Regions from separate parts of the Homo sapiens genome. Here regions 1, 3 and 4 are each linked to region 2. A link is a contact called in ENCODE Hi-C or POLR2A ChIA-PET data. All regions are on one chromosome and are shown on one strand. Each heading gives the region's core, a stretch centred on a gene start or an enhancer-like site at or near the end of the contact. The rest is flanking DNA. Distances are from core to core; before and after follow the strand shown.

Evidence for each region. A loop is a pair of places that touch in the nucleus more often than their neighbours do. ChIA-PET counts read pairs that join two places held with the same protein, here RNA polymerase II (POLR2A). Pooled maps may share reads with other maps.
Region 1: a loop to region 2 is called in a map of naive thymus-derived CD4-positive, alpha-beta T cell, with 10 times the contacts of the local background. The contact joins the promoter of DTX3L here to the promoter of GOLGB1 in region 2. A Hi-C loop is called at or near these places in 1 of 168 maps with a recorded cell type or tissue (naive thymus-derived CD4-positive, alpha-beta T cell), 1 of 37 single-sample maps with no recorded cell type and 10 of 50 pooled maps. POLR2A ChIA-PET finds 5 or more read pairs at or near these places in 1 of 52 experiments (CD4-positive, alpha-beta T cell).
Region 3: a loop to region 2 is called in a pooled map, with 2.5 times the contacts of the local background. The contact joins the enhancer-like site here to the promoter of GOLGB1 in region 2. A Hi-C loop is called at or near these places in 2 of 168 maps with a recorded cell type or tissue (CD8-positive, alpha-beta T cell and chondrocyte) and 9 of 50 pooled maps. POLR2A ChIA-PET finds 5 or more read pairs at or near these places in 1 of 52 experiments (GM12878).
Region 4: a loop to region 2 is called in a map of CD8-positive, alpha-beta T cell, with 5 times the contacts of the local background. The contact joins the promoter of PARP14 here to the promoter of GOLGB1 in region 2. A Hi-C loop is called at or near these places in 2 of 168 maps with a recorded cell type or tissue (CD8-positive, alpha-beta T cell and chondrocyte) and 15 of 50 pooled maps. POLR2A ChIA-PET finds 5 or more read pairs at or near these places in 1 of 52 experiments (GM12878).

What each region holds. Positions count from the first base shown.
Region 1 is chr3:122,562,766-122,567,794 of GRCh38, reverse strand. It overlaps DTX3L (deltex E3 ubiquitin ligase 3L), which reads right to left and starts at 3,457. Exons shown (of 5, transcript NM_138287.3): 1 at 3,182-3,457; 2 at 1,725-1,936. The coding sequence starts at 3,368. PARP9 (poly(ADP-ribose) polymerase family member 9) reads left to right here and starts at 3,495. Exons shown (of 11, transcript NM_001146105.2): 1 at 3,495-3,550. RefSeq lists an enhancer at 3,450-3,569 and a silencer at 3,610-3,709.
Region 2 is chr3:121,747,784-121,752,773 of GRCh38, reverse strand. GOLGB1 (golgin B1) reads left to right here and starts at 3,033. Exons shown (of 22, transcript NM_001366282.2): 1 at 3,033-3,142. RefSeq lists enhancers at 3,066-3,305, 3,326-3,375.
Region 3 is chr3:122,695,160-122,699,808 of GRCh38, reverse strand. It overlaps PARP14 (poly(ADP-ribose) polymerase family member 14), which reads right to left. Exons shown (of 17, transcript NM_017554.3): 5 at 4,147-4,383; 6 at 1-419. Among named protein-coding and RNA genes, the nearest start is that of PARP14, 17 kb to the right of the region's middle. Within about 2 kb of position 1,413, at least 2 of the 41 ENCODE cell types and tissues checked have a DNase peak (open chromatin) inside an H3K27ac peak, as active enhancers do; they include GM12878, where a contact is called at or near this core.
Region 4 is chr3:122,678,274-122,682,996 of GRCh38, reverse strand. PARP14 (poly(ADP-ribose) polymerase family member 14) reads right to left here and starts at 2,158. Exons shown (of 17, transcript NM_017554.3): 1 at 1,927-2,158. The coding sequence starts at 2,113. RefSeq lists enhancers at 1-34, 1,420-1,509, 2,051-2,450, 1,875-2,647, 3,051-3,170 and a silencer at 1,761-1,810.

The DNA of each region.
Region 1 (5,029 bases), core at 2,208-4,707, 810 kb before region 2:
AACAGCAGTCAAGGGAAGGCACCTGTGCTCTCTGGGCAAGTTGTTGTGGCCCTCACAAAAGTTTGTGAACTTGGAAGGGAGCCATAAAACTGAGGGCAATGGCTTTTCCTATTACTATTTTTTCTCTTCTTCACTCTTCCTCCTTTATTCTTGTTTCAACTAAACACTCGACTGCATGCAAAGTTGTGGACCCTTCTAAACCCTGGCCTTTAGAAGCTCAAATATAAGACACGCCAGGTTAAGATAAAAAGGACAGAGACCAATTGACTGTAATATAAAAGCAAAATTCCTAATGTTTTGTTCCTTCTCAAGGACTTTGCATGTTAAGATCCTTCCTCTAGATCTTCAAAATGTTTCCTGAATCCAGCCATTTCTCACACCTCCATCAAGGCCACCAAAGTGCATGCCATTATCATCTTTCACCTGGCGCACTGCAACCCCTCCTAACCAGGCTCTAACTCTCCATTCTATCCCCTTTCTACGTTCAGTTTTCCAACAGCAGCCAGAGTGACCCTTTAGAAATATAAACCAGATCGCCCTCTCCCCTGGCTCAAAACTATCTGATGAATCCCCTAACATTTTAAGTTAAAAATCCAAAATCCTTACCTTCAGCCCCAAAGGCCTGTCTTCTGGGTACCTTCCCGAGTTCCTAGCACCTCTCTCCATTGCTCACTGCCCTCCCCACCACACTGGCTTCCTTAAAGCTTCTGGGCCTCAAAATGTCAGCTCTTGGGGACTTTGCACCTATGCTTCCCTCTAGGACACTTTCCGCCCAGAAATCCACTTGGCTAGAGATGTCACCTCACTTGAGGTTTTTCCAGACATCCTATTTTAAATGGTGGTTCTGTCACTGTCTGTCACTTATTCTTCTTCCTAGCAGGTATGACTGGCAGACATTTTATTATATATCTATTGTTTACTAATATTGTCTGTTTCTCTCTCTAGAAGGTGCCGTCCCTGGAAGCCGAGTCTGCCATGTTCCTGGCTGCCTCCCCAGCTCCTATAACAGTGCCTGGAACACAGTAGGCAGTGGATATCTATTGTTGAATGAATCTTGTCATCATTCAAGTTTCAGGCCAAACATCACCTCCTCAGTCAAGTTGTCTCTGATTTCTGGTTAGAAGTAGCACCAGGCCAGGTGCAGTAATTCATGACTGTAATCCCAGCACTTTGGGAGGCCAAGGCGGGCAGATCGCTTGAGCCCAGGAATTTGAGAACAGCCTGGGCAACATAGTGAGACTCTGTTTCTACAAAAAAAAAAAAAATTGGCTGGGTGTAGTGGCGCCTATAGTCCTAGCTACTCAGGAGACTGAGGTGAGAGGATCCCTTGAGCCCAGGAGGTCAACTCTGCAGTGAGCCATGATTGTGCCACTGTACTCCAGCCTGGGCGATAAAGTGAGACTCTGTCTTGGGGGGAAAAAAAGAAGTAACACCACCCCCATCTTCCCCTTGCTTGCCCTGGCGCTGTTTCTCTCCAAATAAATAAAATGGTTTTATTTATTTTGTTTACTTGCCTACTGTCTTTCTGTGCATGACCTGGCCCCCAGTATAAGCTGCCTGAGAGCAGGGGCCTTGTCTGTTATATTCATCTCTGTGTCCAGTGCCTAAAACAGTGCCTGGCTCCCATGTACGTGCCCAGCACATGGGTGTTGGATCAATAATACATGAGGCTGGTGACTGGAGAGGAGGCGCAGGCACAGCCAGCTCCTTCTTTCAATACTCACCTTTTGGAGACAGGAATCCACAGCATTAGGAATATGTCCTTCATGTTGATGCATATCACCAGACGGTGTTTCTGCTTGTGATTGTGTCAGTGAAGAAATTTGAGGTCTCGTGTTCTTCTTTATTGAATTTTCAGTGGGTACCAGGAAAATGGGCACAGGTTTTTCGTCAACAAGTATTTGGTGCTCTCCTTTTTTCAACACTCTCTCCTTAGCTTCAGTGGAGACATTAAACACACACATATACACACATAAAAATGGGAGAGATTTCAAGTAATCCTCTCATTCCTGTGTCTGTACTCTGCCCCAGCACCTCCCAGTAAGGCTGCTCCCTGCATCCTGGAATGGTGGGTTGGCGATGGAGAAAGTCGGGGAGCTATTAAGAGCTCTAAAGTGTGCGGATTAAGTTTTACTATAGAAGTGAAAGCTTAATGACAATGGAACATTGTCCACCGATTAAACATCATGTTTCTAAAACTGTCTCCAGTCTCCCCTTTCCTTCTTCCTTCTTTCCCTCCCTCCCTCCCTTCCTTCCTTCTTTTTTTTTTTTTTTTTTTTTTTAGACGGAGTCTCACTCTGTCACCCAGGCTGGAGTGCAATGGTAGGACCTCGTCTCACTGCAACCTCTCTGCCTCCCGAGTTCCAGCGATTCTCCTGCCTCAGCCTCCAGAGTAGCTTGGATTACAGGTGCGCACCACCATGCCCGGGTAATTTTTGTATTATTAGTAGAGACGGAATTTCCCCATGTTGGCCAGGCTGGTCTCGAACTCCTGGCCTCAGGTGATCCACCAACCTCGGCCTCCAAAGTGCTAGGATTACAGGCGTGAGCCACCGCACCCGGCCCAGTCTCCCATTTCAATACTCATTATACAGGTAAGTGACAACAGCAGGAATCAAAAGTGCAGACTCCGAATTTTGTAAATATACATGTGTTTGCTGGCATTCATAAAAAAAGGCAGGAAGGAAATACACCAAATGGTCACATTGTTTATCTTCAGGTTGTTTTCTTTTTTACTCTTTTATTTCTATAGTGAGCATATATCACTTTTGTAATCCTCAAAAACACAAAATGGAACATCCTTTTGTTCATGGATGGAACAATGGAACCATTATTTAAAACATAAAAGTGGAATCCCTGAATGACAAGGACAGCAGCTGGCAGGCATCTGGGGGAAGGAAGATGACAGCTGAGAAATTAAGTTAGAATGAGGATATGGAAAGCATCCACACTAAGGCGCCGTCAGCCAGACCCGCACCAGGCACATGTGAGGCCCCATCCTCCACCGAGTGTTCACTGTCTCAGTGAGTCTCTTGGCAGTAGGGCCCCGTCCCTGTCCGCCACCGCACAGTGACATACTTTCTCCCGCCCTCTCCCCTAGGTCAGCTGGAACTGGGTCCGCCTGGAAACCCGGGGGCCGGGCCCCCAGAGGGCTTTCGCAGCCTGGCCGCCCGAAGCTCACCTGCCCTTTCACTGAACTCCACCCGGAAGGTGCCCGGGGCTTCGTGTTCCTGGGTGCTGACCGTGCACTCCCCGCCGCCCGAGGACTTAGAGCTCTGGAAGTAGCTCTCCAGCTTCCTTCGTACTCGGGGGCCGGACTTGTACACCCGCACGAGGAGCGGGGACGGCGGGCGCAGGTGGGAGGCCATGGCTCTGCGCGTCGGGAGGGCGCGGGGGCTCCGGGAGGCAGCTGGGCGGTAAAGGCGCGGCCCGCCCTGCGGACTGGGCGCAAAGTTTCAGTTTCGCTTCCCTGGAGGTCCCTCCCTGTTCCCGGCAGAGCCGCTTCCCCCTCCTCCCTGTGCTGTCTGCACCGAGGAGAGCGGCCTGCCGGGTGAGTAGGTCCGGTGCCTCTGGGCCCTCGGGGTCCCCTCTCCTGCAGGCTCGAGGTGGGCGGGGAGAAGGGGGACGGGCGCGGACCCGGGTCCCAGGGCCAGGCCTCCCTTGTGAGTAGACTATGCAAAGAAAGTAAGTTTCTCCTGTGTTTCTTATTCTTTGTAACTCTTACTGCTGTTACCACTATTATTTGATCCTAAAAAGTAATTCACATTCTGAATCCATGTTAAACTTACCCATTTTTGAAAATTTGAATGTGTTCATCTGGTAATTGTGACCTGTTACCCCTTCCCTCCCTCCAACTCTACCCTTTAGACGGGCTTCTGCGGGCTTTTCTCCTCCATTGCTTGATTTAACCAACAGCACTGAATTGTTTCTTGCTGCCCAAAGAGCAGAGCAAGGCCCTGATGTCAAGGGCTGGTGAGGGGAGGCGGACCTGTGAACCAAGGAGCAAAACTTCTCCAAGGCCTCCAAGGGGAAGTTTCAAGCAGAATCTTAATAAATTGAGTGTGGCGGCGAGATGGGGAGGACAGGATTGGGGGGAAAAGCACCTGAGGCTTAGGGACCACTGTGGTCTGAAGCACAGAGTGGGCCTGGGGCCTGGGAGGAGAGGAGATGGGTGAGGGGATGAAGGAGGGAGAGCCTACCTAGATGGGCACTGTCCAGCAGAAATACAATGGGAGCCAGTAGGTTCATTCTAAAATTTTTGCAGCCATATTTTTTAAAGGATAAAGAAACAGATGAAATTAATTTTAATGATTTTTAGGAAATTTTTAAAGGATAAAGAAACAGATGAAATTAACTGTAATGATGTTATTTAGCTTGACATATCCAAAACTTAATCATTTCAGCATGTAATGAGATTTTTACATTCTTTTTATCATACCACGTCTTTGCAACCCAGTGTTTTTCTTATACTTACATCACATCTCGATTCAGACTGGCCACATGTAGCCTCAGTAGCTATGTGAGGCTGATAGTCCACCCTGGACAGGACATATTTAGATGGTGAAAAGCCTTGAAGAGCAGTGAAGATGACCTGAAGGGCTTTAAGCAGGGAAAGCAAGAAAATGACTTGCCAGATTTGCATTTTAGAAATATGGTGCTGACAACCGTGTGGAGGACACATTTACAAGCAGGGATGAGTGGCGGCAGAGAGGCCTGAGATAAGGTTTTTGCACATGGCTGGTAAGACTGGAAATGGGCCCGTCTTTACTGTGAACAATTTGGCAATACTGTCAGAATTACAACTGCATATACTTTTTGGTTCTGGAGTTCCATTTCTAGGAATTTGTCCCATTGATATATTAGCCCCTGTGTGAAGTGACCTGTGTACAAAGATGTTCTTTACAGCCTTGTTTACAATAGCAAAAGATAGGGAACTCTTTAATGCCCATAAATAGGGGGACTAGCAGTTTAATAATAATAGTATATCTATACAATGGAATACAATGGGCAGTAGGAAAAATGAAAAAGC
Region 2 (4,990 bases), core at 1,784-4,283:
TAATTGATATGTCTCAAAGTTATATTTTTCAAGACAATTTCTTATTTCTCCAAGATTTTAAGATTTATTCATATAGAATTCTATGTTGGATATTTTATTTAACAAATATTTATTGAGTATATACTATGCTGAAGATACGTTAGGTATGGAAGATACATTAATAAATAAGGCTGCATGAAAGTTTTGGAATAAGTTTGCATTTGGTATAGAGGAAGGTAAGATGATGATGAGGAAAGAACTGAAAAAGGGGAGAGGGAATTGGGCAACAGTAAATCACAGAGAATGTGACATTTCTTGTCTTTCAACTTTTCCTCCCTGTACTTTCAATTAGGGAAATGATCACTCTCTAAGGGACACCTGAATGACTCCACACTTCTGTGATTTCTGCAGTCTCTAACTGCTCTGGAGCTTAGAGTCATATCCAAACCCCTTAGCATAAAATGGCACAATTTTATGACCTACTCTTTGCCTAACCATTCAGTCATATCACTTATGTCAAATTGCCCAAATGGTCCATGCACATGCTGCTCCATCTACCTCCACTATTCTGTACCCTCTTTTTTGCTGGGGCAACCCCTAATTATCTTTTATTATCTTGATCACCCTCTCAGAGCCTAAATTGCTTCCATTAAGTTGCATTCTAAATTATTTCCAGTCCTTCAGTGAACTTAGAAATAATATGTTTTGCTCTTTAACTTCTCCACCTCATTTTCTTCCTTCACACCCCTAGTGTTCACTATAATTCTCACCATACTGTGCTCACCCAATAATAGAAGGTAGAGCTATAAGAAGACCTACTAGACAGAAAAAATTCTAATCTCGTCTCCCATAAGAAACTTTCATTCTGTTAAAACTGAAAGGTAAATTCTAAGGTCGAATGTGGAAATAAGTATGTAGAAAGGTAAATTTTGTGTAAGGGAGTACAATAGGACTCTCAGTGATGGCTTCTATTTTCTCTAAGATAGAAGCAAGTTCATCTGCTAGGAGTGTGAAGTGTAGACACGGGGTTGGGACTTAAAGAGGATGTTAAAGGTTTGAATAATTGTGGCAAATAGGAGAGGAAGCTGAAGACAAGAAGGATTTGGGAGTGTGCTGAAGATGGAGTTCAGCTGGAAACTGAATGTGCAGTGGTCAGGACATTGATGTCACTGATGACATTGTCCTGATGTCTCCTGCAGCATTTTGCTCCCCAAAGGTAGAAGTAGAGACCAATGGTTGGACTGATGCAGGTTTAGGACTTTGCTGGGTGGATACAATCAGGGATATAAGAATATGATGTATTCATTAAGTACTGCAGCATTCAAATTCTGTCTCTGCCCCTCACCATGTGACCTTGTGCAAATTATTTAACCTTCTGAAGTCTTATTGTCTCACATTTAAGATAAGGATAATCATATATACTTTATTAATTTAACAGATATTGAGTGCCCTCCTCTATACTTTTCTGGGACCTGGAGATAAAGCTGAGATCAAAATTACTACCTTCCTGGAGCTTATAATCTAATGAGAAGAGAGATACCAGATAAATGAAATATATAGTACTTTAGATGGCAAAATGCTTAGGGGAAAAAGAAGCAAAGAAGAAGTATATAGTGCATGCAGGAAATTGCAATTTTATTTATGTTTGTATTGATACATATTTGTACATATTTATGGGGTGTGGTAGTTTGATATATGCATACAATGTGTAATGATCAAATCAGGGTGTTTAGGATATCTATCACCTCAAACATTTATCATTTTTGTGTTTGGAACATTTCTAATCTCCTAGTTATTTTGAAATATATAACATATTGTTAACTATAGTCACCCTACTGTGCTATCAAACACTTGAACTTATTCCTTCTATCTACGTTTGTACCCATTAACCAATCTCTTCCCTCCCTCCCCCAACTCCACCTTCCCAGCCTCTGGTACTTATCTCTACTCCATGAGATCAACTTTTTAAGCTCCCACATGAGTGAGACCATGGGATATTTGTCTTTCTGTGCCAGACTTATTTCACTTAGAATAATGACCTCCAGTTCCGTAAGATGGGCAGCCAGGAAAGGCCTTACTTAGCTGATGTTTGAATTGTGAAGTTATGTAATCATTAAGATGAGTATACATACAATGGGCCAGCTGAGTGCACAGCAAGATTCAATAAATTCAAACTAACATTACTCTTATTGCCAAGAGAGTGCCTGAAATGACAGCTCATTGGAAACTGGCTACTTTCCTTCCCTTTCCTTAGGGGTTTAAGGAAAGCATGAGTGATTTCAGTCTTTTGCTGGAGCTCCTCACTGACACTCATTGCAGAGCCTGAGCCCTCAACTCTCAATCTTTGCTTAGGTCCTGGCTTAGGCTCCACTTTGTAAGAGGCACCTTCCTAGTATTCACTACTCTCTCTCTCACAATCATGTCCTTACAGACATTGCTGATCCTCTTTCATACTGACACCGGGTTCTAGTCCGAGTTCCATCACTAAGTCGCTGTTTGACTTTGGGCAAGTTACTTCTGTGGTTAATTATTTTTCATCAACAAAATCAAAAGGTGAAACTAGACGAACAACTAAGAGGCTCCAGTATTTTTTCAATCTAAGAGTCCCATATCCCCCACTCCCTTCTCACAGCTCATTCAACAATCCTAATGGCAGCGGGTGCCCGCAGTCTCAAGTCTCTGCCGAAGCCCAAGCCGCTGTCTCGGTCAGTCACAACCGACGAAGAGGAGGAATTGGAGGAAGCCAGCATAACCACTTCACACTGAGAACATCTGACCTTTCCCAGAACGCCCGCCCACTCGACACTTCCTGTCCCTCCCCAGATCTTGTTCCGGGGCACCTACTCGCGTCTAATCACTCCCCTCATTCACTCTTTAGGGTCCATTGGCTGTTTCTTTGAGGAAGCGGAGCATCTTCTGTCGTTGATTGGTTTCCGTCATTGTTGATAGGTTGGTAACAAACAAGGTGTGCCTGGTCTCCCTGGTAACGTCCTGCCGATAGTCCTGATTGGTCGGTGTCTTAATCCCATCTTCCGTCCCAACTGCTAGTGGCTGAGTCCCTGGCGGGGCGCGGCGGTGGAAGGTGTCGCGTACGGGCTTCCCGAGCTGACGTGGCTTGAATTGGGAGGGGGGCAGCTGGAGCCTCAGGCGGCAGCGCTTCTAGGTGAGTAGGGGACGCTACCCAACTCTTCCCTCTGCGAGTCCAATAACGGTCACCCCCGCCAGAGGGGCCGCGGGAGCTGCCCAAGCAGCTACACCGGAGTCCCCTCCTCGCCCCGCCTCTCCCGGATTCAGTCCTGGATCCGGCCCTTCACCCGCCTCCTTCACCTACCAGGCCTAGTTCTAGTAGCCCACAAGCCTCGGCCTCTCCGGTGGGCCTTCGGGGTCACCCTGCGCAGACTTGGACCACTTGCTCACGGTCTGTCCCCTCCCCGGTACGTTTCTCCTCTGGGAGCGACGGGGAAAAGCGCCTAGGTCAGTCCTGTCCGCACGGCCTTGTTCCTGGAGCGGCCTGCCTAAGTCGGCCTCCGTACGCAGCCGCTGACGTCGGAAAGAACCTGCTGGGCCCCTGTGCTCAGGCCCTAAACAAACTTGGTGTCCCGAAGGGGAGGCGCGACCAAAAGAAATCAAAGGTCTTTAGGGCGGAGATCACAGAATCATTGGAGATATTAATGCAAACGGAGGCCTGTCCAATAATCCTGCTAATGCTAATGGGTTACTGGAAAGATGAGAAGAGAGGAAAGATCCCAACGATCCCGTCAACACGAAAATCCCAGGAATCAGAGGTGGGCAGGCTGTTAGAGAAAAAGGAACCTCTAAGAGAGTTCTCGAGGAAAAATAACTTGGTTTGATGGTGTGGAGTATGTTTAATCTGCACAACCGGAATGTGAAAGGGAGGGTGAGTCCTTTGAGGAATGAGGAATATATTTGTCTGACTTATTTAAAGAGCTCCAGTTGGTCTATGGGGAGCGGACAGTTTGAGAGTGGGACAGGGATATTTACAATCATGGGTAAGTACTTTCACTTTTGGAGATAGTTGGAAGCTGTCTGAGCATTTAAAGGACCTTTTTACAGTTCTGTGCAAGATGCAAGCAAGTGGAGGGCTCTTTACATAAGGGCCAGAGGCCTTTCCAAAAGCGTGAATTGATAAGATTTAGATGGTCAGAATGGTTATGAAGGGGCAAACTCAGGAAATATCCTATTGGAAAAATGGCAGGATTTGGTTTTGGAATAGATGCAGGAAAAAGTTGAAGAGTACTCAAAAGTTGCAGGCATTGTACATTAACTGCTTCATAGCTTTTACTTCTCATCCCTTGACCACAGAATGACCATTTAATGTTTTTCTTTTCACTGCATCAATATTTTTTACTACCTCAGCAGCTTCCAAACCTTTTAATTGCACTCCCTATCAGTAAAACATTTTTGAGCATGCATCTCCCCAAATGTTGTGTGTTTAATTATTTATAGTGTATGACTACCACTGTAAATATGTTGTGTATAATATGAAATATGCAAAAGTATAAACGTAAAAGAATGAAGTTTTTAAAAAGCCTTGTCCACACCTTGGGACCTCCCAACCCAATTTGACAATCACGTAAAGATACTTCCTTGTTTTTCAAGAAGGTCGTTGGCATTTCTGGCATCCAGACTCTGGGATGCAGCCTTTCTTAAACATGATCTTTAGAAGATTTTTTTCAACCTTCTGCTTGAGTTTTATAGGCCCCCTTTCTTTTTCTCCCTTTGATTAATGGATTAATTAAAGGGATGTTGACTTTATCCTTGTTTATAAAATAAATCATTCATTAATTTCTCTAGGTTAATTACTATTAGGAATACCACTGATCATTACATACCAGTCTGTGGTTAGAAACCATTATGTAAAAGGAGACTAAGCTCTATATTGCTGTATTTTTAATTAAGCTATTTTAAAATCAGCTATATGCTTTTGATAAAAGGAAATTTAATACAGAAGGATACAATGTAAAAAAAGTCTTTTTCTTTTCTATCTACT
Region 3 (4,649 bases), core at 164-2,663, 950 kb before region 2:
TTTCACATCATTTTTTATGGTGTCCCACATTGTTGGATCCACTTTAATTGGGTTGACTTTATATTTAGACCTGATGCTAGAGAGTGTTGTGGAAGTATCTGCCTGCCAGGTCTTGATTCTCGGTCTTCCTTCATTGACTAAGGTGGCTGCTGGTCTGATGGTAACTTTACCACTGAGTTGGGACCACGTGAGCTCACAGTGACAACGCCTCATTTCATCGTTTATCTCCTCAATGAGGTGATTCTTTTTCTGTAAGAACTTCCATAAGGGAAGATCTAGTGACTCTTCAAATGGTGCTGGAAGCTTGATCAGAGGCTTCTCCTTTCCATACAAGGCTGTGCCCAATGAGGCATAGTATGGGAACACAGAAAGTGGCATTTTATTGAAGTCGAGTTTTGTGGCCATGATGGTGTCTAACACTTAAAAGGAAAGAAGTAAAATAATGTAAGCCCAGGATGATATATGGCAAATAAAAACAAAACAAAATTTTCCTATTTTAGAGAAAAAAAAATCTAATGTTTTTCTAACACTTAAAGGAAAGAAATAAAACAATGTAAGACCAAGATGATATGTGGCAAAGAAAAACAAAACAAAATCTTCCCATTTTAGAGTAAAAAAAACTAATGTTGGTAGAATTTTGATGTTACAGCGTATTAAAAAGCAATATACTCTCAAAGTGCTCAAATATAAACTGATATGTGTTAGCAGTGCACAGGTATCCCTTATTGAATGGAATAATTACTTTCTAGCCAAGATCCATCTATGTTGAAATCTTGTTAATTAAATTCTGTTTACTGTTTTCCTGATATTACTGATATATCACCATCATGTTAAGAAATACATGAGTTTGGTCACAATCGTGAGAATAATGTTTGCCCTAGTATAAAAAATATTTTGGTGCTCAAAGTATAAAAAATATTTTGGTGCTCAAAGTGAAGCTCACCTTAGTATTATGCTATTTGTTCTTCTTGTACAGTCCTATAATTTTAGGCTTCAAAGTTGACTTAGATTAACATTAATACCTCAAAAAGGAGGAGCATAATAATAAATTATTATAGCTTAGCATGTGTCACACACTATTCTGAGTGCTTTACATATATTTAATTCATTTCATCCTCACAACAACCATTTGAGGTAGAGACATTATTATTATCATCCTACTAAAACTGAGGCTAGGAAAGGTTAGATAACTTGGATAGGGTTACATAGACTGCAGATAATTCAGCTGAGATTCAGTGGTTGTCCAACCCCAACGCCCATCCTCTTGCCCCTCTACCAAATCCAAGTTATCATCACTGTCCTCTGAGAGCCCAGCCCCACAGACTATGATTCAGTAAGAACCACACCTCCTCCTGGCCCTGCTGGAATCTCCCTTTTCCACTTCACTGGGTGTGTTTGCATGTGTGTGCATGTGCATGCTCTTCTCTTCCAAGCCCCTCCTCGTTTTGTGTAAGTTATTAAGCAGAGCATCTGCAGAAAGGGAATCAGAATGTGCTCCAATAACAACTTGGGTTAAAAGAGCAACCTTTGTGGAAAGATGTTAAAAATAACTTCACCTTGTGTATGATTGGGTCCTAGAGCTGGTATCAAGCATGAGGGAAAAGCAGTGGCCTTCAGAGGCCCAAACATATAGCTTCAACTTCCCTGTGGCAGCCCTGAGCTTTATAGCTTCAACATGGCTCTGTGGCAGCCCTGAGCCTGGGCAGTATTTATGATTACCAACTTACTGAGCACCATCAGGCACCAGGCTCTTTGCTGGTATTATTTCATTTCAACCTCACAGCATTCCTCTAAGTAACCAGTAATGTGAACCCCATTTTACAGATAAGAACACAGAGGCTTAGGTGGGTTAAAGTAACTCGGCCAAGATTACAAAGCTAGTAAGCACCAAGGCCAGGAATCAAACTCAGGTCTGTCTGACTCAAGAACCATCACAGATGTCACCTTAATATGCCTTAAAGTCTCCATCCTGCTTTTCTTGTCTGTAAGGACAAAGTTTATCTAACTGTGCAGATTATTAATGGGATTGTGAGATACTGTAGCAGAAAAAACAGCAAAAGATCTTACAGACATAGGTGTTCAATGAAAATTCTCTTAAGAAATAAAACAGATTTTGTGAAGTTGAACCAAATAATTTTACAGTAAAATGCCTAATTTTTTCCTTTCAAGAAATCTACATAAAACACAATATTGTACAATAAATTCTCTTTTAAACCAAGCTCTATCTACCATCTGCCTCATTATTGGCAACCCATTGTGAATGGTGAAATATCCTATAAGAAAAATTAACGTTATAGGTGAACAGGAGATTTGGAAAGAGGAGAGAAGTTAGGGTATATGTTATGGGACCAGAATACCCAAGTTCAAATCCTGACTATGTCACTCACTAGCTGTGTAATCTTGGGCAAGTTATTGGACCTTTCTGTGCTTCAGTTTCGTCATGTGCAAAACAGGGATTATAACAATCAAGATGCCCATAAGACTGTCTGAATGCACTTGGTAATAACCTGCGAAGCTATGCAAATGTAAGTTAAAATTAAAAGAAGGAGAAGCTAAGCTGGGTGCAGTGACTCACGCCTATAATCCCAGCACTTTAGGAGGCAAAGGAGGGAGTATTGCTTGAGCCCAGGAGTTCAAGACCAGACTGGGAAACATGGCGAAACTCCATCTCTACTAAAAATACAATATATTAGCTGGGTATGGTGGCATGCACCTGTACTCCCAGCTACTCTGGAGGCTGAGGTGGAAGGATCACCTGAGCCTGGGGAGGCTGATGCTGCAGTGAGCCATGATCATGCCACTGCACTCCAGCCTGAGAGACAGTGAGACCCTGTCTCAAATACATAATAAAATGAAAATAAAAAATAAAAAGGAGAAGCTAGAGAACATAAAAGAAAGTCAGTAAATCACAGATGGTGGAGGACAGAGAATGAGTGAGTTTGGAGGAGGAGGTGTGGTCAAAAAAGTTAGATGGTGCAAAGAGATCAGGGAGAAAGGGAACCTTTGAGAGTGCCTCATAGAGTTTACATGAATAGCTCTGGCAGAAAATAAACCTTAATTAAATAGTACTTAACATTAGTTGTATATGTGCAGAATAGCCCTTCTGAGGACAAACCCAACAGCCCCATGCCCTAAAGATGTTTGAAAGCCCTGAAAATATCAACTCTCACCACAAACTGGGAGGTTAATTTCTAGGGTAGAGGATTTTATGTACCCCTCTCTCTCCCTGGGCCCAAGACCAGGCAGAGGGAGATTTGAATATGTGACAGAAGCTCCTCTTTGTCCCTTTGCCCAAGGAATAGTAGGTCTTTCATTCCATTTTAATTCAAACCATACTTTCATCCAGTTTTCCCAACACATGAAAACTGAGTTGGGAAAAGGGAGGTTCCTTCAAGTACCTTGTTGAAACAACTTCTCTCAAGTGGGTGGCATACCACATTATCCTATGTCATGCCCCACCCTGATTAATCCCAGGCACAGTTTTCCTTCTTTTCCCAAGAAGCCTGGCCCCCTAATTCCTTCTGCTCAGCCTTGACTTCTGAACACAAGTGGAACCTCCAAGCTGACCTTGCATATGCCTCAGAGAACTGGCAGTCTATATCACAAAACACTCAGAAGTGTTTCTCTAAGGTTCAGCTAGACATGGGTTTCACAGGGTCACTCCAAACAATAGTCCAGCAGGCATCCACTGGTCATGTGAAACCACTCCTGTCCATTTTTGAATGATGATACAATAGGTGAAAGGAGTGGTACTTTATAGGAACTCTATGAGTTGCTGAGTATTTCTTTACCTAACCTTGTCATAATTAATTTGAGAGCTTCTATCAAGTGTGTGGCTAAAACACAGATCATCTCCTTTTTAATATATTATTTCAAAGATCCCAAGAATATATTTTTCAGCCCATCATAGGTAGAGACTCATGAAAAAACCTCCTTATATCTTTCAAAAACTTGATTTTGCTTCTCTAAAGTCTGAATCACTGGCCTTATTAAGCATCATATCGCAGATGAACAGGATTATTTATTCAATTCCCAAAGAAATACATAAATAAACAAATAAAACACATCAGAACTAAATTTATAACTATTAAGCTCTGCTAATAATGGCCTAGATTATGCCAGGTATGACAGGTTAATAAATATTACCTTTTCTGTCAAAAAATTCAATCAGAGCTGAACTCTCTTCAGGAAAATATTCAACATTGGCAACTCTTCCCCCTCCATTATAGGGATTTTCAAAGAAAAGTTTTAAACTGTAGTCATCAGCACCAGGTGGCAGGTTTTCAACCCTGATTGTGTTTGTCACTTCCAGAAGTCTTGGAGAAAGCTGAAGTTGTTTAATTGAATGGTGCTTGGTACAATCATCAACAAATCTTATAGTATCTACAAACCAAAAAAAAAAAGAAAGAAAATCAGTAAATTTTTATTGTATCTTTATGTTGTATAGAAGAAAATGTCTGGCTACTAATTGAAATAAAAGGAAGAGCTAAGCACTCCATTTTTAGACACAAGATTTTAATACCTACATGAGAATTTACATACCTAAAACTCCCAGTCGCTGGGCGACACACACACGAATGTCTTACTTGGATTGCTGCCACTGAGCTGTGTCCCCACTTCCTGCCCCAGACCTCACCAACCCTCCTGAG
Region 4 (4,723 bases), core at 909-3,408, 930 kb before region 2:
TGCAACCTCTGCCTCCCTGGTTCAAGCAATTCCCCTGCCTCAGCCTCCTGAGTAGCTGGGACTATAGGCGCACACCACCACGCTCGGCTAATTTTTTTGTGTGTTTTAGTAGAGACAGGGTTTCACCATGTTGCTCAAGGATGGTCTCGATCTCCTCAACTCGTCATCCACCTGCCTCAGCCTCCCAAAGTGCTGGGATTAACAGGCGTGAGCCACCACGCCCGGCCGGTTTTGAGTTTTAATAAGTTTTGGGTCATCTGTGCTGGGGGGTAAGACAAGAGGGGCCACTGGAGCAGCCTGGGGGTGGAGGAAGAGGAGTAGTGGGCTGGGGCCGGTCAAGGATGGAAGCCCAGCAGGAAGACTGAAATCTTTTCTGCTTGGAGGGCTAGAATTGAGTTATTTTATCATCACAAAATTATACTTTGTGCTATTTGTATTTTCATGCTGTTTAAATTTGTATAATTATTTCTTTTTGTTCATTTGGGGTTAACATTAACTACGGAAATTCTGAAACTTGAACACATTAGGGTCACCTGGGCTGCCGGTTAAATACACGCTTCCCACCCACCCCACATTCACTGAACCTGAATCTCTAAAACAGAGCTGGGAAGGTGCCTGGTTAACCTGCTCTCCAGGTGATTCAGATGCAGGTCAGACCTACTTCTAAGGATAATGGAATCTAAAGGAGAAAGAAGCATCCTTAAGGGCCAGATCGATGGTGATGCTGACCTCTGAAGTCAAAGTGGGGAAAACCCTCAAGGAAAAGTGACACCCAAAAGAGAAATGACTAATATCACACAGTTGCCCTTCTGAGCACTCCTTGGTAAAATTAATCCTAGGAAAACATGGTATTTTGTTTTCATAAGGGCCATGAGCCAAGCATATCTCCTGTCCCCCTCCTTCCTTCCTTCTGTGCGCCATTCTTTTTCTGTTTCATTTTTCCTTTTTGGATCCCTGCTTGGGCACTCTAATTGCATGGCCTCAGCCTCAGCCTCCTTGCCTCTCCTCTGGCCCGAATGCTTCTCCAAATCTAGCGACATGAAAGCGGAATTAGGGGTTGACTAGATCCCGATAGGTCATCATCCATAAGATGCCAGTGGAAAAGGTGCCCATTCTGGGAGCTGCAGGTCACTGGCTTCCCATTGCAGACCAGGGAGGCCCTTGAGCCAGCAGATCACCTCTGGGCTCTTGGCCCACCAAGTAGTGGTGGGTCTGTAAGGAGGGAACTTTGCCGACTTTCCCTCCAAAGCTCAAATCTCCCAACCCACAATCACTTCAGAATATCATCCTTGCTCCCAATCTGAGGGCCACTAGAGACTCGGAGAAGAGGCCCCGGCAGGCCCTCGACAATGGGCACCTGTGGTCGATCGACAGCCCCTCCAATGTGGCCGCTGTGACGGCTCTACGTTGACATTCAGGCAGTGTGATTTTAGGTAGCGCCTCTGCCCCTCTCCCAAGTGACCCCGGGACCCCTGGGAATCTCCAAGAACCACAAGGAATCTCTGTGACTTGCCACGTTTCTTAATCAGTTTCCTTCCCCACACAAGAATAATAACAACAGGAAAAGACAGAAAAGGATGATAAGAGGATAGACTCACTTCCACAACAACAACAACAAACAATAACACCACCACAACAGGGAAAGACAGAAAACGATCGAGGGATAAAGAGTTACTTGCGCGGTTCCGCCGCCACCTCCGGGCCGCGCCATTAAGCGCCTGGAAGCGCAGGGCGCCGGGGAACCGCAGCGCCCCGGGTGCGCTCGGAATCCATTCTGCCGCCCCCGCCCCCGCCCCCGCCCCGGCCACCTCCGCTACAGCAGCCGCCGAAGTCGGGCGGGTCACCCTCCCGTGCGTGCCCTGCCGCCATTTCCCTGGAGGGAGGGCAGAGGTGCCCCCTCCTCACCCCACCCCTCGCGCCCCTCACCGTCCTCCGGGTAGAAGAACACCAGGAAGCGGGATGGGCTCCTGGGATCCTGGCGGACCTCACACTCGCCGCCTCCCGACCTCTTCGGGCTCTGGAAGTACATCTGCAACTTGGTGTTCAAGTTCTTCGGGGGGTCGGGGCCCCAGGAGCCCTCGACCAGCAGCGGGAAGGAGCCGGGCACAGCCATCCTCAGCTCCGCTCTCCGCCGGACTGCAGGGGCCGCGCCAACTCCGGGCCGCTAACTTTGACTCTTTCGCTTTCGTTTCCTGGAAAACTCCCAGGCCTTGGTTTCCTTTTGCCTTCAGCCTAACACAGCGGACCCAGGAATGGCAGAGTCATCCCCCGCCCACCTCCCCACCTTCGCATTCGGCCCACAGCCAAGGCCAAAGTAACCCTTTGGGGCTGGCCAGCGGCGCCCCGGGAAGGCGGCCTCAGTTCACCTGTGCTCCACGGGCTCCCACACCCCCTCCTAACTCCGGGCCCCCTACCTGCCGCTCGCCCCAACCGCAGATCAAGTCGGCAGCTTTGGGGCACCAGACCTTGCCCAAACGCAAAGATCATTTAATTTTTGCCGCAAGCCGACCCTTTACAAAAGAATAAAATGACTCACAAACTGTGGCCCCTTTAGAATGTTTGCTGCCTATTTGGGGACTTTTTCAGCAATCATTGTGATTATCAGAATTTTACGTTGCTTTCCCTGTTTTGCTTTCTGTTCCTTGATCTGTTAATACTACATGTCTAGAAATGTGGGGGAAACAATTACACTCACAGTTTTTTTTGTGGAATATTTACTAGGCGCCATGCACTCACTCACTGAACCCTCGCTGAGCTCACGGAGCTATGGTGAACACAGTGGGCAATAGGTGCTCTGGGAAAGAATATACTTGTGTTCCTGGAACAGATGAGGAGTGGCTCCTAGTCCAGCTGTGGCGGCTCAGGGAGGGTTTATAGGGCGGTGACATGTAACCTGATAACCCCAGGATATCAGGGGATAGCCTTGGAGGGTTAGGAAGTGGGGTTCCACGGTGTGATTCACATGTACAGGATCACTCCGGCTGCTGCGTGGTGGCTAGAGTGGAGGCAGAGAGATCAGCCAAGTGGCTACCATAGTGTCCTAAGTGAGAGACAAGGGTGGCTGAGACTGGGGTGCTGGCAGAGAAGAACTGAGAAAACGAGGATTCTCAATTAATAGTGAAAGCAGGACTTGCTGAAGAATGTGAGCCTTGAGAGAAGGAGAAGCTCAAGGATGACTCCATGGTCAGCCATGGATGGCCCGTGCAAGTGGCTGGATAATAGTGGCATCTGCAAGAGGGGAGGCCGAGTGATGGGAGAGAAGCTGGGGCTGTGTGTTTCCTTGACCCCAAATAAAGCAGTGTTGCAAGTCGAGGGGGGCGGGGGGATTATCATTCCAGTGCTACCGATACCTCAGGTCAGAGAAGTGTCTGCTGGACTGCTGAGGAGCGGCAAGCATAGTCTCCTGGTGAGGAGGGAGGAGAGGGAGATGGCAGCTACTGAAGACTGAAAGGGAGGGAAGGAAGTGGAAGCAGAGAGCGTAACACGCTCTTTGCAGAAATGTGACCGTGAAGGGGAAGAAGGAGCCAGGCAGTAGGTTGTGGGGTTACAGGATCGGGCTGAATTTCAGAATGAAGAGAACCAGAGATGGGCCAAATGGTTTACCTGGCTTTTATTTCGGCTCTGTAATAATCCTAAACAGTACACAGATATTTTCTCCTGCCTCCAGCTTGCTACCTGCAGATGGCGCTCATCATCTGATCCAAAACTGCTCTGGACCCCCGCATGCGGAAGACGGGAGGACAAGCGCCCTCAGCCAGACTTGGTGACTGTTTCTCCCCAGGGCCTTTACATCTCATCCCAAACCACAACTAAAATCAGCACTCCTCCTCTCCCACTCTCCCCTGAGTTTGGGGTTCCAGAACTCAGCAAAAAGTTTCCCTTTTTCCTCACATAATTATTGTATAAGAAATAAAGTCAGAGGCATTTCTGGATTACTTTCGAGGATTTATTTAATTATCGACAATGTGTCTTACCACCGAGGTCTGCTTATCATGCCTGGGTGGACTGGGAAGGAGCTATCAGAGGATCAGGATGGCAGGTCTTGAAAGCCAAGGAAAGAAAGTTCTAGAAGGGGCAAATTGTTGAACGGCATTAGCTCCTGCAGTACTTTGTTTTCTGCAAGTTATTTTTGCCTTGTTCACTTGAAGAATGCGTATCCTCTCACAATTCTCTGTTTCCTGTGGGTATCTGCCTTCTGATCCTTTCTTCCTGGGAAGCACGTGTCTTCTCAGGGCCTGGGGTGGGGGTGGCCTGCTGTAGAAGTGGCCGTGTTCCTTGATTCTCCTTCTACTTCACAGCTACAGCTCATCTTAATGTAACAGCCCATGTCTGCATTTTTGGGCTGAACTTCCCTTTCCCTACTTCATCTAAATTCCCCCTTTTGGTTTCTCTACAAACTGCCGTAGCCTAGCATCGTGCTCTTTTGAACTTCTCTACCAACTAGCATCAGCCTCCTCATTTCTACCATTGAGGTATAAAGGAGGGAAAGGGCTGCTTTCCCTTCTGTCCTGAATCAGTGAGTTGTAGGTACCTCATGCCCACCACTCCACCTCATTTTGCTTCTGAAACTCCTGACCTAGTCACCCCAAAATAAGACATGGCCATACATCAAGGGAAAAGTACTCCAAGAAGTTCTACCCTCAGAGGGAGCCCCCTGATGGACACATCACAGTCTTTGGCCTTACTCCCTATGCTCAGGTACCTTTCAAGAGCTTTTATCTTC